Linked DNA regions of Homo sapiens: region 2 is linked to region 1. A link is a contact called in ENCODE Hi-C or POLR2A ChIA-PET data. All regions are on one chromosome and are shown on one strand. The core of a region is the stretch at or near the end of the contact, and the rest is flanking DNA. Distances in the headings are between cores, read along the strand shown.

The links. Hi-C counts contacts between places; a loop is a spot of excess contacts on that map. ChIA-PET counts read pairs that join two places held with the same protein, here RNA polymerase II (POLR2A). Pooled maps may share reads with other maps.
Region 2: a loop to region 1 is called in a pooled map, with 4 times the contacts of the local background. The contact joins the enhancer-like site here to the promoter of LINC01281 in region 1. A Hi-C loop is called at or near these places in 4 of 50 pooled maps. POLR2A ChIA-PET finds 5 or more read pairs at or near these places in 2 of 52 experiments (activated CD4-positive, alpha-beta T cell and activated T-cell).

What each region holds. Positions count from the first base shown.
Region 1 is chrX:39,324,733-39,332,302 of GRCh38, forward strand. It overlaps LINC01281 (long intergenic non-protein coding RNA 1281), which reads right to left and starts at 2,630. Exons shown (of 4, transcript NR_038968.1): 1 at 2,491-2,630.
Region 2 is chrX:39,866,450-39,874,019 of GRCh38, forward strand. No RefSeq gene overlaps it. Among named protein-coding and RNA genes, the nearest start is that of MIR1587, 33 kb to the left of the region's middle. Within about 2 kb of position 3,927, at least 2 of the 41 ENCODE cell types and tissues checked have a DNase peak (open chromatin) inside an H3K27ac peak, as active enhancers do.

The DNA of each region.
Region 1 (7,570 bases), core at 1,380-3,879:
CAACATACCATCTGGAGGAGCTGGGCAGCATGAATACAAGATCAGCATCGGGGGCAGGGAGATTCTGTATCTTGTCTAGAGTCTGTGAAAAGAATCCAAGCTAAAACTCAAAAGATGGGGTACTGTGGGGTGAGTCTCAACACCATACAGTCAACCACATTTTATAACATGGTGTTGATAAGGCTCTGAGTGAGGCAATGTTGATTTGTCAATGATGTATATTTTCCCAGAGGCCAGAACATAAATTAAAATTTACTCTACTTTCCTGACAAAAGAAAATTTTAAAACACCGAACCCTTCCTGCAAGGGACATCTCTATGTAAATGATGGAAACAAGATCGCATAATGGTTTGGAGCAAGGACTTTCACATCAAGAAGACCCGGGTTTGAGTCTCAACTCTATCACTTTCCAGTTGTTTAATGTAAAATGAGTTAATTATCCTCACTGAGGCCCTATTTTTTAGTTTGAAAACCCTCATATGTTGCTGTGATGATTAAATTAAATGTTGCCTTTGAAAGCACATAACACAATGCCTGGCAAACAGTAAGTGCTTAAAAAATGATGGCCACTAACCCAGTGGATTGTGAGAAATAATCAAAAGCCAGTCTAGGGTAATTTACTCACATGGAATCTATTGTTAGCATTTGAAAATTCTTTGAATGATAAAAAAGAGACATAAAATTAAGATATTATTTATAAATATATTTATATTCATAATATAATACTAAATAGAAAAAAATGACATTTTCTGTAACTGACAATGATAAAATATTCATTTTAATATTTAATTATTAAAGGTTTACAATATGCCAAGTGTTGTGAAGCACCTTATATGCACTAAATTATTTAATATTCTGAAAAATCCTATAAGTTAGATACTATTATTACTCTCATCTTACAGATGAGGAAACTCAGGGCACAGAAAGACTAAGGAACTTACCCAAGGTCACACAGCTAGTAGGGTGCTGAGTTCAAATTTATCCCCAGCTGCTCTAACTAATCAGCAATTAACCACTACCATAAAATGCCTCTCATTTGCAGAATATTTTAGGAGAGTTGCAAGATCAGAACTTATTTGTAAGCAGGAATTGTTCTGTTATTAAAAAACTTACAACAGAGACTAGAAAAAGAAATATATTGCTCATGTGAGTAAATATTTACATACACCAAAATATTTATGTTCATATATGTGAGTACTGCTTTCCACAGGGGGAGAGGAAAACGTGTAAATATTTACTCACTGGAAATAGCTGACAAGTAGTTAGGAAATAAGAATATTTATACTGTACATTGGTTTTGTGCTGTCAAATTGTTTCATCTGGAGTCTATGCACTAATTCCCAAATTGGACATGCAATACAAGAATCCTGAAATTGTAAATTCAGAGCTCCATTTGGAGTTACCTAACTTGGTTGTGAGACTAATTTCAAAACAAAGTTAATTCTGATTTTTCTAAATCATATTTTCTAAAAATGTACACTGCTTTTTAAGATGTCCTGATTCTTTCTAGGAGAAATTATCCTTAGGCTAAAAATCAAAGGCCCTGTCTTTATGCCCTGAGCCCCATGCTGTGGGTTCTTGCTAGGAGACATACTCTGGGGACCACTCCTGGGCCAATAGTTAGAAGTGGTTGGGAAGCAGGTCAAATAGTTAATAGGCCAGACAATGGCCCAGATTGCTAGTGACTCCCAGACAGCCAAAGATAGAAAAATTTTCAAATAAAAAAATTACATAAGTAGTTGGGATTTTGAGAGATATTATAATGAAATAGAATTCAAATAAATGAATAAATATATATTATGGACCTAGTGTACTGGCTTTGGACTGACACTTTCACATGCCACTGTGTTTAGTCCTTACTGCAGCAGATAACTTTTGTATCAGTTGGATAACCTTTAACTGCAAATAACAAAAAATCTCAGTGCAACTGATTCAAACAAAGGATTTACTCCCTCATGTAATAAGGAGGTCTAAAATGTGGATGCTCTAGGATTGGTTAATTCAGTGATTCACCTCAGTCATCTAGGTCTTATGCTCTTTCTATCTTTCCCTCTGCATTCTTGGTATATTATTTTGTCCTTGGCAAAATCGCCTCATGGTCGCAAGACGGCTGCTGGAGTTCTGGAATTCATTTGCAGATATTATAAGGTGTAATAGAAAAAGTAGAGTTTTTATCTCAATACATCTCTCTTTATCATCCAAATCTTTCCCAGAAGGCTTCCAAAGCCTTCCCCTCCCAGAGCACTGGCCAGAATTAAATTACACACCCATGAGTAACCAATCACTACCAAAGGGAGTGGGACCATCATACTTAACTTAGGCGAATCATTTCTTGTAAATTTGAGAATTAGGGCATAGACTCCAGTTCTCTGGCTCGTGAGGCCAAGACTACAGCCTGCTTCCTTTGAAGCATGTGGCCTCACTGAACAAGGAGGATTCCTGAATGACATTGAGGTTTTGTAAAAAAGGATAAAGAAGGTAAAAAGTTACCGGGTAGGCAACAGGGTCCACTGCATCCCATTTGAAACGTGGGGAAAACGAAGCTCAGAGAGGTTGTGACGTGCATTTAATAAATGCTACAGCTGCAATCCAAATCCAGAGTCTTTTTCTGTCAATACCATGGCTGCCTTAAGTATCTCCAACTGCTGTTGCTTTTATGTTACTGGAACAGTTGGGTGCGTGGGCACAACTGATGTTTTCCACTGAGCTCCCTTCTCTATTTCCTGTCTAGACGATTGTGAAAGGGCTGCTTGTGTGAATTTAATTCACTCATAGGCATTACCCACCTGCCACGGGCTACAAACCTCATTCCTCCCTCCTTCTCCAGCAATATTGTCAAGAGGCCACACTTTCCCTAGCTTGGAGATCTGCCCAGAGGAGCATCTCTGGACCTAGGCGGGAGGAGTGAAAAGCCAGGGAAAGGACTATGGCTCCTTGGCCAGCACTATTTTTGCTGCAGGTGCCTGAGCTTGTCCCACACTCTGTCTCCACCATGCTTAGATTCTGGCTTCCCAGTGCTCAGTTCCTCCAGCTTGGGTTGTATATTGCCTGTCATCCAGCTCCCTGCCCCTCTGGCCCCTGCAAAATATATGCTCCTCTTTCCTTATGATGATGTCTTCAGTATCTCTGCATTTCTGGAGCCTTCCCTGTCTCTTTGACATAGACCAGGGTGCTCCTCTTTTCAGTTTCCTTTGCCTTTAGAACATTCCTCCCCTCCCACTTAGGGTATTGTCTTATATCAGGTTGTCATATATTAGTTTGTTTCCACATTATATTGTATTTCCTGGGGATGAATCTACATCTCTTCATCTTGGCTCAGTCGGCCCCAGTGAAGATCAAAATATCTTTAGCATAGTGGCAACCATCTTCCTTGCAAGGTCTATACACATAAGTTTTTACACAGTTTTTGTGAGACTTTTAATAAGTTTTTGTTTATTAGCTAATGAAGGAAGAAGGAGATTTATTCATGTTTGTTTGCTTTGTTTATGTGTTTGGTTTGTTTGCTTGTTTGTTCATTTTTAATGCTAAAACAGTAGGAGAAGAGAGAGAAGAGAGATAAGAGAGTAGAGAAGGGGCACCATGGCAGAGGCCACTGGTCACCTGCTTAAATACCCTAAATATTTTCCCCTTCTTTCTTATTAATGGAACCTTCATTTTGTTCATGGTGGCCCAACTAGAAGTCTATATTTTGCAGCTACCTTCAGCTAAAGGTAGCTACATGCTACAGCTCTGGCCACTGAAATATAAGTAGAAGTTAGTATATGGGCTTTCAAGAAAGCTTGCATGGTAGAATCTTTTGTGCACGACCCAGATCTCTCTTGTTGATCCGAAAAGGTCTCCGTGATAAATCTCCCACATGCTAATGTCCATCTAAGAGTCTGAATTCTGGGCAGCCCAGCCCATGACAGCTCCTTAAAAAGGGAGACTCAGCCAATTGATATTTTTTGATCTTTGACCTTCTTTTTCCTACCTTGTACAAAACATTATAAAGAGGGCAGAGAGCCATCTTGTGACCGTGAAACAACAAGCATAAAGTTGAAAGCCACCCATTCAGGACAGCCAAATGAAAGCATGAAGAATCCCCCTGTCTTGGTGGCATTGTAGAACCATGGTACAGTCCTAGACTGACTGACTACCCCTGAATTTCGCGGTCTGTGAAAAATAGAAGCAAATCACAATTTGACTAAGCCACTGTTATATGCAATAAAACCTATTTCTACCTGAAACAGCTACCAATAGCACCTGAAGGACAGTTTTGAGCCCTTGTTAAAGAGAGAGTCACTCGCTTAGTAGTCAACAAACAGTCAATATGTCTCTTCTATTATCTTCAGCTCTGTGCCAAGCATTGGGGAAATAGCATTAAACAAGACAGGCAAGGTCCCTGCTCTCATAGAGTTTACATTTGCATAAAGAGAGACAGAGAAATATGTAAACAAAATGAATAGACAAGGTAATTGCAGAAAGTGATACAGGCTATGAAGGAAATAATCACTGTTTTTTGCTAATGTATAACTTGGGTGGGGGTAAGGGTCTGCTTTTAAAAAGGTGGTCAGAGAAAGGCTATCTGAGAAAGCAAAGGCGACATGATCTTTAAAGACTGAGTAGAAGGGAGAGGTGTGAAGATAGGGGAAGAGAACAGAAAGGCACTGGGGAGGGTGGACCAGTGTCTGAAGAACAGATAGGAGCAAGGTGTGCCTCAGTCTTGGTGAGCACAAGGAAGTACACAGGCGTAGATCACATAGGGCATTGCAGAGCAAGGCAGTGTGCTCAAATTCCAGTACTATTATAATGGTGCACCGCTGAAGCAACAGCCTGCGGGATGTTCCATTTTGGCTGCTGTGAAGAATCGGCTATAGTGGTGGCAAGAGTAGCAGTGGAGAGGCCATTTAGGAAAACAGGTGAGGGAGGATGGAGGTTTGGAATAAGACTGTAGCAGTGGAAATGGAAAGAAGTAGATGGATTTGAGATTTTGGAGGTAAGTCCAAAAGGACTTACTTCTGGACTGGATGTAGGGAATGGGGCAAAAGATTAAAAAATGATTTCTAGATTTTTGGCTTTAGCATCTGGAAGAAAGTGAGGCCATTTACCAAGATGACAAAAATTTAAAGGGAATACATATGTGATGAGGACAATTAAGAATTAAGAATTCCATTTTTTTTCTATGCTAAGTTTGAGATGTCTGTTAGAAATTAAAGAAGAGATGTTAACTGATATTGGGGTGGTGAAAATGTGTCACTTAGATCTCTTGCTGCATGAAGCAAAGTTGATTGATGGTCCCACCTTCTACATTGCACACTGAGGCCACATTTGCCACAGGCTGCTCCCAGGCAGTGACTGAAGACACCAGGGATACTAAAGCAGGTCCACTCCTGCAGGACATGGGGACTCCTCTGACAGGCAACCTTGGCTCAAGGACTCTTCATCAGCCTGGCTGGACATTTTCTGGAATTCTGCTACAGTCCAAGACTTTTTCTACCCAAGTCCCCTTCCTTCACTCTCCTTCCACAGGTGTCAGACCTGCATTGCTCTCTGGAGGCTCCACCTGCTCTAGCTCCCTACCTGCTGTTTTACTTGACAGGATTTTCCTCCAATAAATCTCTTGCACTTGTAATCCAGTCTGTTTTTTGGAGGACCCAAATGAACAAAACTAAGCAGGTTATCTATAAGCTTGGAGGGGTCTGTGCTGGAAATGTAAATCTGGAATATAGATGCTTCAGTATTCAAAGTCATGAGACTGTATGCGATCACCTAGGAGTGTAGGTATAGATAAAGAAAAGATGACTGTGAGACTAAACCTTGGAGTTATCTTTGTAGAAGTTGAGTAGAAGACAAAGAGCAAAATTTGTGTCATGAAAAATGAGGTATGGAAGTATTTTAAGAAGCAGGGAGGGCCAGGCATGGTGGCTGGTGCCTGTAATCCAAGCTACTTGGGAGGCTGAGGCAGGAAGATCGCTTGAGGCCAAGAGTTCAATACCAGCCTGGGAAACAGTGAGACCCTGTCTTTACAAAAAACAAAAACAAAATTAATTAGCCAGGTGTGGTGATTTGCACCAGTAGTCCCCGCTACTTGGGAGACTGAGGTGGGAGGATTGCTGGAACCCAGGAGATTGAGCTGGCTGCTGTGACCTGTGATTGTGCCACCATACCCCAGCTTGGGTGACAGAGCAAGACCCTGTCTCAAAAAAATTTTAAATTTAAAAGAGAAGAAGAAGCAGGGAGGGCCAACTGTGTCAATTGCTTCTGCGAGAACCAGCACAATGAGGGATAAGGAGAGTGTCCATTGGATTTGGTAACTTGGTAACTTGGAAATCAGAGCATGTAAATTTGTTGGGTTAGTGTTGAAAATATGGAGGCTTCATGTCATTATTTCCACTTTGTTAACAAAGAATGACATGAGAGCATAAGCTTTTGAGTAAGGAGTTGGGGAAATGTACGTTTGAAGAAAGAGAAGAAAGTGTGAAGTAGGTTTATCAGAGGGCAAATTTAACAAGCTTCCTAAGAAGGCTTGCCATGTGGTTAGAATGCTATTTCGAGGTTTGTGGTTATATATTTAAAGTGCAATCAGTTAGACCATTTGGGTAAAGGTCAACATGGAAAAGGCTGATTTCATTATAAAAGCATGTGAGACAGAGACAAGTGGAACTTTCCAGGACCCAAGGGATAAAAAGCCACCCAAGTTTGGAGAGGAAGTCATTCTTTCCCCATATCTTTTCACTCTAGATCTCAATGCAACTTTGGCACTCTAGCACTTCAGGGTTGGCACTGCCGGAAAGAACTGATGTGTGGTGGAACTGTGAGTATGACCATAGTCCCCAGGGGAACCACATCTTCTCAGCAGCGTTGGAGCAGGGTCCATGAAGAAGAGTCATCTCCTGAATGGTTGACTGGTTGTGGTTCTCCTCTAAGATGCCAAAGTTACAAAACCTGAGTGGACTTCTTCTCACAGTCAAAGCTTTCTCTGAGCAGTCTCAGAAAAACCTGGAGGAAACTTTATCATCCTGTAGCCTTTTCGGTAGAAACAACATGCTGTTGCAACTTAAATACTATGATGGTTAATTGTATGTGTCAACTTGGCTGGATCACAGTGCCCAGATATTTGGTCAAACATTATTCTGGTTGCTTCTGTGAGGGTGTTTTTGGATGAGATTAACATTTGAATGGGTGGGCTTTGAATAAAGCAGATGACCCTCCCTCATATGGGTGGGCCTTATCCAATCAGCTGATGGTTTGAATAGAGCAAAAATCTGACCTTCTCTGACCAAGAGGGAATTCTGTCAGAACACTAGCTTTTTCCTGGGCCTTCAGCCTCTGCTAACCTATCCTGCAGATTTTGGACTTTCCAGCTTCCATAATTGTGTGAGCTAATGCCTTAAAATAAATCTCTCTCTATCTCTGTCTCTGTATCTCTGTCTCCCTCTCTCCCCCCGCCAACACACACCCACCCACACCCACACACATCCCATTGATTCTGGTTCTCTAGAGAACCCTAACACAGATATAAATTCTAGTATGACTTATGTCTTGTCCAATAGTACTGCTATAAAAGGAATACCCGAGGCTGGGCAATGTA
Region 2 (7,570 bases), core at 2,677-5,176, 540 kb after region 1:
GAGGAAGGGGGAAGAAAGAAGGGAGGGAGGAGCAGCGGGGTCTGAATGAGGTCTTTGGAAATGTGCAGAGACGCTGGGGAGTGAGAGTGGGCAGGGGTTAGGAAGGGTAGGAGCCCCCAAATCTCAAAGATGCCTCTCAGAGGCCCTGCAGCTTCCCCGGCCCCCGTGATGGCTGTGAAGCCCAGGGCTCCTCCTCCAGATCTCCAGCTCAGCCCCTCCAACTCTTCAACCCTTGGTACATATCCTCCACTGTTACTGCCTGCCCCCAAGAGCTAAGGAAGGGGGCCTCAAGACCACACAACAATGGAAGGAAACCCCTTGTCAGGGAAGGAAGATTCTAACTGGAGCCCTCAATGCTCCAGAAAGATTATCTTTCCGGTTCCCATTGTAAAGAGAGCAACTCACAATCACCCCACTACCCATAAGCTCTCACTGCCCTTTTCCTCCCCCACCCCCACCCCCCAAACAGGCTGATTTGTTTACCTTTTATCACTCTGTTAAAAAATTAGTTCTTACAGGTCCTTCTCCCAGGATGAGGGCAAAAGACAGCCTGGGCCTCCTCTGTTATTTTAAGGCAAGATATGTCGGCTTGAAGTCTGCTCTGAGATCTTGTGGGGAGGGCGGCAGGGCTTGTTATATGAGGGTCAAGTCAATAATAAGACCTGCTGGCCAGGCGCGGTGGCTCTCGCCTGTAATCCCAGCACTTTAGGAGACCAAGGCAGGTGGATCACCTGAGGTCAGGAGTTCGAGACCAGCCTGGCCAACGTGGTGAAACCGTCTCTACTAAAAATACAAAAACTAGCCGGATGTGGTTGCACGTGTCTGTAGTCCCAGCTACTCGGGAGGCTGAGGCAGGAGAATTGCTTGAACCCGGGAGGTGGAGGTTGCAGTGAGCCGTGATCATGCCCACTGCACTCCAGCCTGGGCGACAGAGCAAAACTCCATCTCAAAAAAAAAAAAAACCTGCTCACATCCAGGGTCTTCGGATCACCTTGTCCGTGGCCAATGAGAAAAATGCTTCCCTTCCCTCCAGGCCTTTTCCTGCCTGTCCCCAGTCCCTTCAACTGTCCCTGGCTTCCCAGGGCTCCTCCCCTCCCCCTCCAAACTTGCTACTTGCCAACACCATCTACCTTCCGCACCCCCATATCCCACTTTTTTATTCAACGTCCCCATCAGGTGTAGGAGAAGCTAAAGCCCACGTGTACATCTCTGTCTCTGACCATGAATCCATCGAGGTGATATGCCTGAACCCCAAGGCCGGTGGACGGGCACTGGGGGAACTCTTCAATTTCCACTACTTGAGTGCTTGCTTGCCTACATTGACAAATGGATCTCTCACTTTTCAACTTGAGCAGAGTGGATTCTTCTTGCTAAAGGCTGAAGTACTTGCTGAGTTGCAAGTTTTAGAAAATGAGGCCATTGTGGGGCTATTTCTGAGGGAAAGGAAGACCTGCAGTGCCAGCGCCAGCCCCGTCCACCTCCCACAAGAATCGGGCACCATTCTTTTTACATTGGGGAAAATTCCATCTCCTATTTCAAGAAAAATAACTGAATCTGGCTTCATCTTCTGCCAAAGTATACACTGTGAGGAGATGGCAAGGGTTTAATTCTTAGAGACAGTGAGAAGCAAGTGACCAAAAGGAACTTCAGGATGAAGATGACTTTTCAGTATCTAAGAGGGCTTTGCTGGTGAAGCCCCTGCAGTTAAGGTGTCAGCTATGGGATAACCGGGGGTGGGGGTAGGAGAGACCCCCTCACCATGGCATCCTGCTGGGAGCATAGCCGGTCTGTGTGAGGAGCAGAGTCAGCCTCCCAGGAAAGGGCAAAGAAAGGTGGGGTTCATGGTCACTTTTGAAAACCAGCTTCCCAGGGCTTTGCCTGTAACAAAGTATCATGCACTGGGGGGCTTAAACAATGGAATTTTATCTTCTCACAGTTCTGGAGGCTGGAAGTCTGAGATCAAGGTGCCAGCAGGGTTGGTTCCTTCTGAGGCCTCTCTCTTTGGCTTGTAGATGGCTGTCTTCTGGCTGTATATCTTCACAGTCTTCCCTCTGTATGTGTCTGTGTCCTAATTTCCTCTTCTTATAAAGACACCAGCCATATTGGATTAGGGCTTACCCATATGACCTCATTTTAACTTAATTACCGCTTTAAAGACCCCATTTCCAAATACTGTCACATTCTGGGGCACTGAGGGGTTAGGACTTCAACATATGTTCTGAATTGCATACCCTGAAAATTCCTTTGTTGAAGTTTTTGCTTCCACAATTACAACCTATTCAAACTGCAATCGATATAGTGCTGGGACTGGGAGAAGCTGCAGGGTTGCAGATCACACATAAAAAGGTCCTCGTCTACCCCAACCCCAGGCTTCTTTCTGCCTAAATTCTCCTCAGCATCCAAGTCTTGCCTCTGCAAGAAGCCCTCCCTGTCCCCTGAACTCACATGGAGTTTTCCCTTTGTCAAATTTCACAAGGAAGGATCGTTCAAGTCATGCTTTCTGCATCCTGAGTGTAAATCATAAATTCGCTTTTTTTTTTTTTTTTCGAGACAGTGTCTTTCTCTGTTGACCAGGCTGGAGTATAATGACACATTCACACCTCATGGCAGCCTTGACCTCCTGGGCTCAAGTGATCCTCCTGCCTCAGCCTCCTTTCTGAGTAAGATCTTTAAGAATAAGCCACCCCCATCCTAACACACACACACGCACACACACACACACACACACACACAAGTGGCCAGTATCTATTTCCTCCCTCTCCCAGCCAGGCAGTTTAGGGAGTTGGAGTTGGCTGCACATCCAGCTCTAGGGATCAACCAGATTGGCTTAATTCAAAAGGGAAGATACACATGACCAAATTGGTCCAATCAGAGTGAATATCAGGATTCTTGATGGGAATGCTGGAACACAGGGTCTCTCTTCTGGGCTGGGTTTGGTTGTACAGCATGTGAGTTCTAGAGTAGAGCAGCTACAATTGGGTGGGCAGGTGGCAGGAATGGGGGCTGGAAGTTCCAGGAATCTGGATGGGGTTGGGGGGTGGGGGCAGGGAACCACTACTGTGTGTAACCATGAAACCCATCCAGAGGAAACAGAGCAGATAATGGGTGCTGGTGGCATCATTTAAGCCCTAGATGAAGCCATACCTGAAGTAGGTTACCTCTGGACCATTCAGTAACATAAACCAATCAATTTCCCCTTTTGCTAATATTGAATTGGGTTGGGTTCACAATGGAAAAATCACTAAATGATATAATTTCTTTGGGATCCTCCAAAGAGCCTAACCCCAGGATAGTGTGGACACTCAATAAATACAAGTATGCACCACATAATGACGTACCAGTCAACAACATATTGTATATACGACAGTGGTCCCGTAATATTATAATACTGTATTTTTACTGTAACTTTTCTATGTGTAGAGATGTTTAGATACACAAATACCACTGTATAACAATTACCTGCAGTATTCAGTACAGTACATGCTGTACAGGTTTGTAGCCTAGGAACAACAGGCTATACCATGTAGCCTAAGTGTGTAGTAAGCTATACCACATAGGCTCGTAGAAATATATGCTATGATGTTCATACAATGACGAAATCCCCTAACCAAACATTTTTCAGAACATATCCCCTTCATTAAGTGACACATGACTGTACTAGAGCATTACAAAGCCTCAATCTATGAAGGCTTTGTAGATAAGAAAACTGTGACCAGGGGTAAAGGGATTTACCAAGTCTCAGGAGCCAGTTAGTGGCAGAGCCTGGATGACAGCCTAGATCTCCAATCTAGTGCCATTCCCACTGCACTGGAAGGGATGAGGGCCACTGTTCCTCCTCCCTTGATCCGCCAACCTAGTCCCTGCAGGAGAGGGAGGAGCTGAGAAAGCCAGTGTGAAGCCACAGCACCCTCAACCCCCCAGATAGGAAGACTTGGTTGCAAGCCAGGAGGCCAGAGGAGAGGCGAGGCAGGAAATTGAGTGGCTCCACGTCAACCACACGTTCTGAGTCACCTGGGGGCTGTCAGTAAGAAGATAGTGCAAAGATGGTGAGCAGCTGCCAACCCAGGCAGCAGGCATGTCGGTGTCCTCAGGACCCCAGAGGGCCCCATTGCAGGCTCTAGGGAGACCTCTACCCTCAAGAAGGCTATCTCCGAAGGGGCGCGGTGGCTCATGCCTGTAATCCCAGCACTTTGGGAGGCCAAGGTGGGCGGATCACGAGGTCAGGAGATCGAGACTATCCTGGCTAACATGGTGATACCCCGTCCCTACTAAAAATACAAAAAATTAGCCGGGCATGGTGGCGGGCGCCTGTAGTCCCAGCTAGTCGGGAGGCTGAGGCAGGAGAATGGTGTGAACCTGGGAGGCGGAGCTTGCAGTGAGCTGAGATCGTGCCACTGCACTCCAGCCTGGGCAACAGAGCGAGAATGAAACTCCGTCTCAAAAAAAAAAAAAAAAAAAAAAAAGAAGGCTGTCTCCAAGTGGGGTGGTGGGCTTAGCAGGCTCCAGAAGGGGCAGAAATGTGTGTCGGGGCAGAGTCACGTGTCTGGCAGCTGGGCTGTGAAGACTGGCAGGGGTGGGGAGTGGATTGTGCAGAATAGAATATCTGGGATACCTTGGGCATCTCTCTCCAACATGGCAGCTTCAGGGTAGCCAAATTCTTAAATGGCAGCTCAGTGCTTCAAAGACATGTGGGAGGGAGGGAGAGAGGGAGAGAGGGAGAGAGGGCGAGGGGGAGAAGGAGTGAGAGAGAGAGAGAGGTGAAAGCCATATCACCTTTTCCAACCTGGCCTCACAGCATCACCTCTGGTTCATTCAATTCATTGGAAATGTCTGGTCCATATTCAGAGGAGAATTAGGCTCCACCTGGTTGGGAGGACTGTCAAAGAAAGTCTAGATATGGTATTTTATTTGTTGTTGTTTGAGACAGGATCCTGCTCTGTCATCCAGGCCGGAATGCAGTGGTGTGACCATGGTTCACTGTATCCTCGACCTCCTGGGCTCAAAAGATCCTCCTACCTCAGCCTCCCTAGTAGCTTGGACCACAGGCATGTGCCATCGCACCTGGCTTATTTTTTTTTAGAGATGGAGTCTCTCGCTAATGTTGCCCAGGCTGGTCTTGAACCCCTGGGCTCAAAGGATCCTCCCACCTTGGCCTCCCAAACTGCTGGGATTACAGGTATGAGCCACTGCACGTAGCTGAGACATGGTTTTCAACCATGTTAGAAGCCATACCTGGCAGACAACAAGGAGCCGGTGTCCCTAACCCTGTACAATGCCAGCGCTTCCTGGCACTGCCTAAATCTGGACCTTCTGAACACGAGGGATAAAGTGAATGCTATCTTGGACATACCAATGTCATGTGGGGTTTTTTGGTTACTCTCAGCCAAAGCTAATCCTAGCTGATACTGAGCACATGAACTGCCACGTCCTATTCCCGGCACGGAGCAAGCTCTCAAGCCAAAACTTGCTAAGTGAGAGTGGGTGGGCTGATGGAAGGAGGGAGGGAAGGAAAATGCAGCAGTGAACACACTGGACTACAGATCTCAAATACGCTGTTCCATTGGCCAGTAGATTCACTTGTATTTGTTACGCTGTATCCCAATATCTATTTGTTAAAGTGAAAAAACATGCAAAGAAAACCTTAAGTTAACATATAAGGAAGTAGAGGCCAAACAGTAAGTACCTGTGGATGGAATGGATGAATAAATGAGCAATTACAGGACATAAACAGGCAAGGGAAGGTCCCCAAAGCAAAGGCTTTCAGATTAGTCAAGGTGCCCAGGCTGGCTCAAGGCCACATTATGAAAAAGTCCTTTGTCCTAGAAGCCTCTTCTTTTACCTCTCTCTTCCTACTCCACTTTCTCATTCTTCTCTTGCTTTTCCCCCTCCTCTTTCCCTCTTTCTCCTTCTGTTCTTTTTTTTTTTTTTTTTTTTTTTTTTTGAGACAGGATCTCACTCTGTTGCCCAGGCTGGAGTGCTGTGGCACGATCTTGGCTCACTGCAGCCTCTGCCTCCCGGGTCCAAGTGATTCTCCCACCTCAGCCTCCCAAGTAGCTGGGATTACAGGCACACCCCACTACACCTGGCTAATTTTCTATATTTTTAGTAGAGACGAGGTTTCACCGTGTCAGCCAGGCTGGTCTCAAACTCCTGACCTCAGGTGATCCACCTGCCTCGGCCTTCCAAAGTGCTGGGATTACAGGTATGAGCCACCGCGCCCGGCCTTCCTCTTTTTCGTCTTCCCCCTTCTTCTTCTCTTTCTCCTCCTTTCTCTTCCCCCCTTCCTCTCTCCCTCCTCTTTTCCCTTCTTTGTCCTCCTTCTCCCTCTTCTCCTTCCCCCACCCACCTCTCTCTTTCCACAGCCACCTGGTATATATTCTTAGCCCCGTACCCGCCCACCGCCACACACCAAAATCTAGGCATTTCCTGATGTCCTGGACAAAGGGAAGGGAAAACCAATCAAACCATCAATCCCAGTTCCCTGACAGGCCTGGCAAATGTGGTCCCAGCACTCCGTCCATCCTTCTCTCCCTTCCCCTCACCACTTCCCTCATGCTCCAGCCTCTTCACCACCCCCTCCTATTCTGGTCAACTCCTACTCGTCATTCACCATCCTGCTCAGATGTCACCTCCTCTAGAAAAGGCGTCAACCCAAGCCGACACAGCAGGCCCTATTGGGGTAGGTGCCTCTCCCGTGTGCTTCCAGAAGCCCCTGCTCACCTGTGTCAGAACACGCAGCCCACTGGAGTGGAACAGTCTGCCTTGGTCTCCACCAAGAGCCGTGGAGTTGCAGGGAAGGTGCATTCCCATTGCAGAACCTCCAAGAGCCTGCCCTCCAGAAAACCTGCGAGAGTGACTCTACCAGCTTAGTCATCCCTGAATTATGGCAAAGACTAACCCTAAAGTAGCATTTCCTGGGTTGCAGGACATGGGGTAAGTGTCCTCTTGGTGTCTCTTATATCAAGGTGGCTGGGCAGCCCCTATATTGTGTCTGGACCCAAAGAAGCACTGGATGTTCCTTGGGCTGGTTCCCTGGAATTCGAGGGCTTTTCTTTTCTTTTTTCTTTTTTTGAGAAAGGGTCTCAGTCTGTCACCTGGGCTGGAGTGCAGCGGCATGATCATGGCTCACTGCAGCCTTCACTTCCTTGACTCAAGCTATCCTCCCATCTCAGCCTCCTGAGTAGCTGGGACTACAGGTGTGCACAACCACGCCTGACTAATTTTTTAATTTTTTGTAGAGATGGAGACTCACTTTGTTGCCCAGGCTGGTCTCAAAATCCTGAGCTCAAGTGATCCTCCCGCCTCGGCCCCCCAAAGTGCTGGGATTACAGACATGAGCCACTGCACCCAGCCGAATTCAAGTTTTATTTATTTATTTCAATTATTTTTTTTCTTCTTGAGATAGGGTCTCACTCTTTCACCCAGGCTGGAGTGCAGTGGCATGATCACAGCTCACTGCAGCTTCGACCTCCACGGCCCAAGTGATCCTCCCACCTCAGCCTCCTGAGTACCTGAGACCACAGGTACTTGACACCATGCCCAGCTAATTTTTTGTATTTTTCATAGAGAT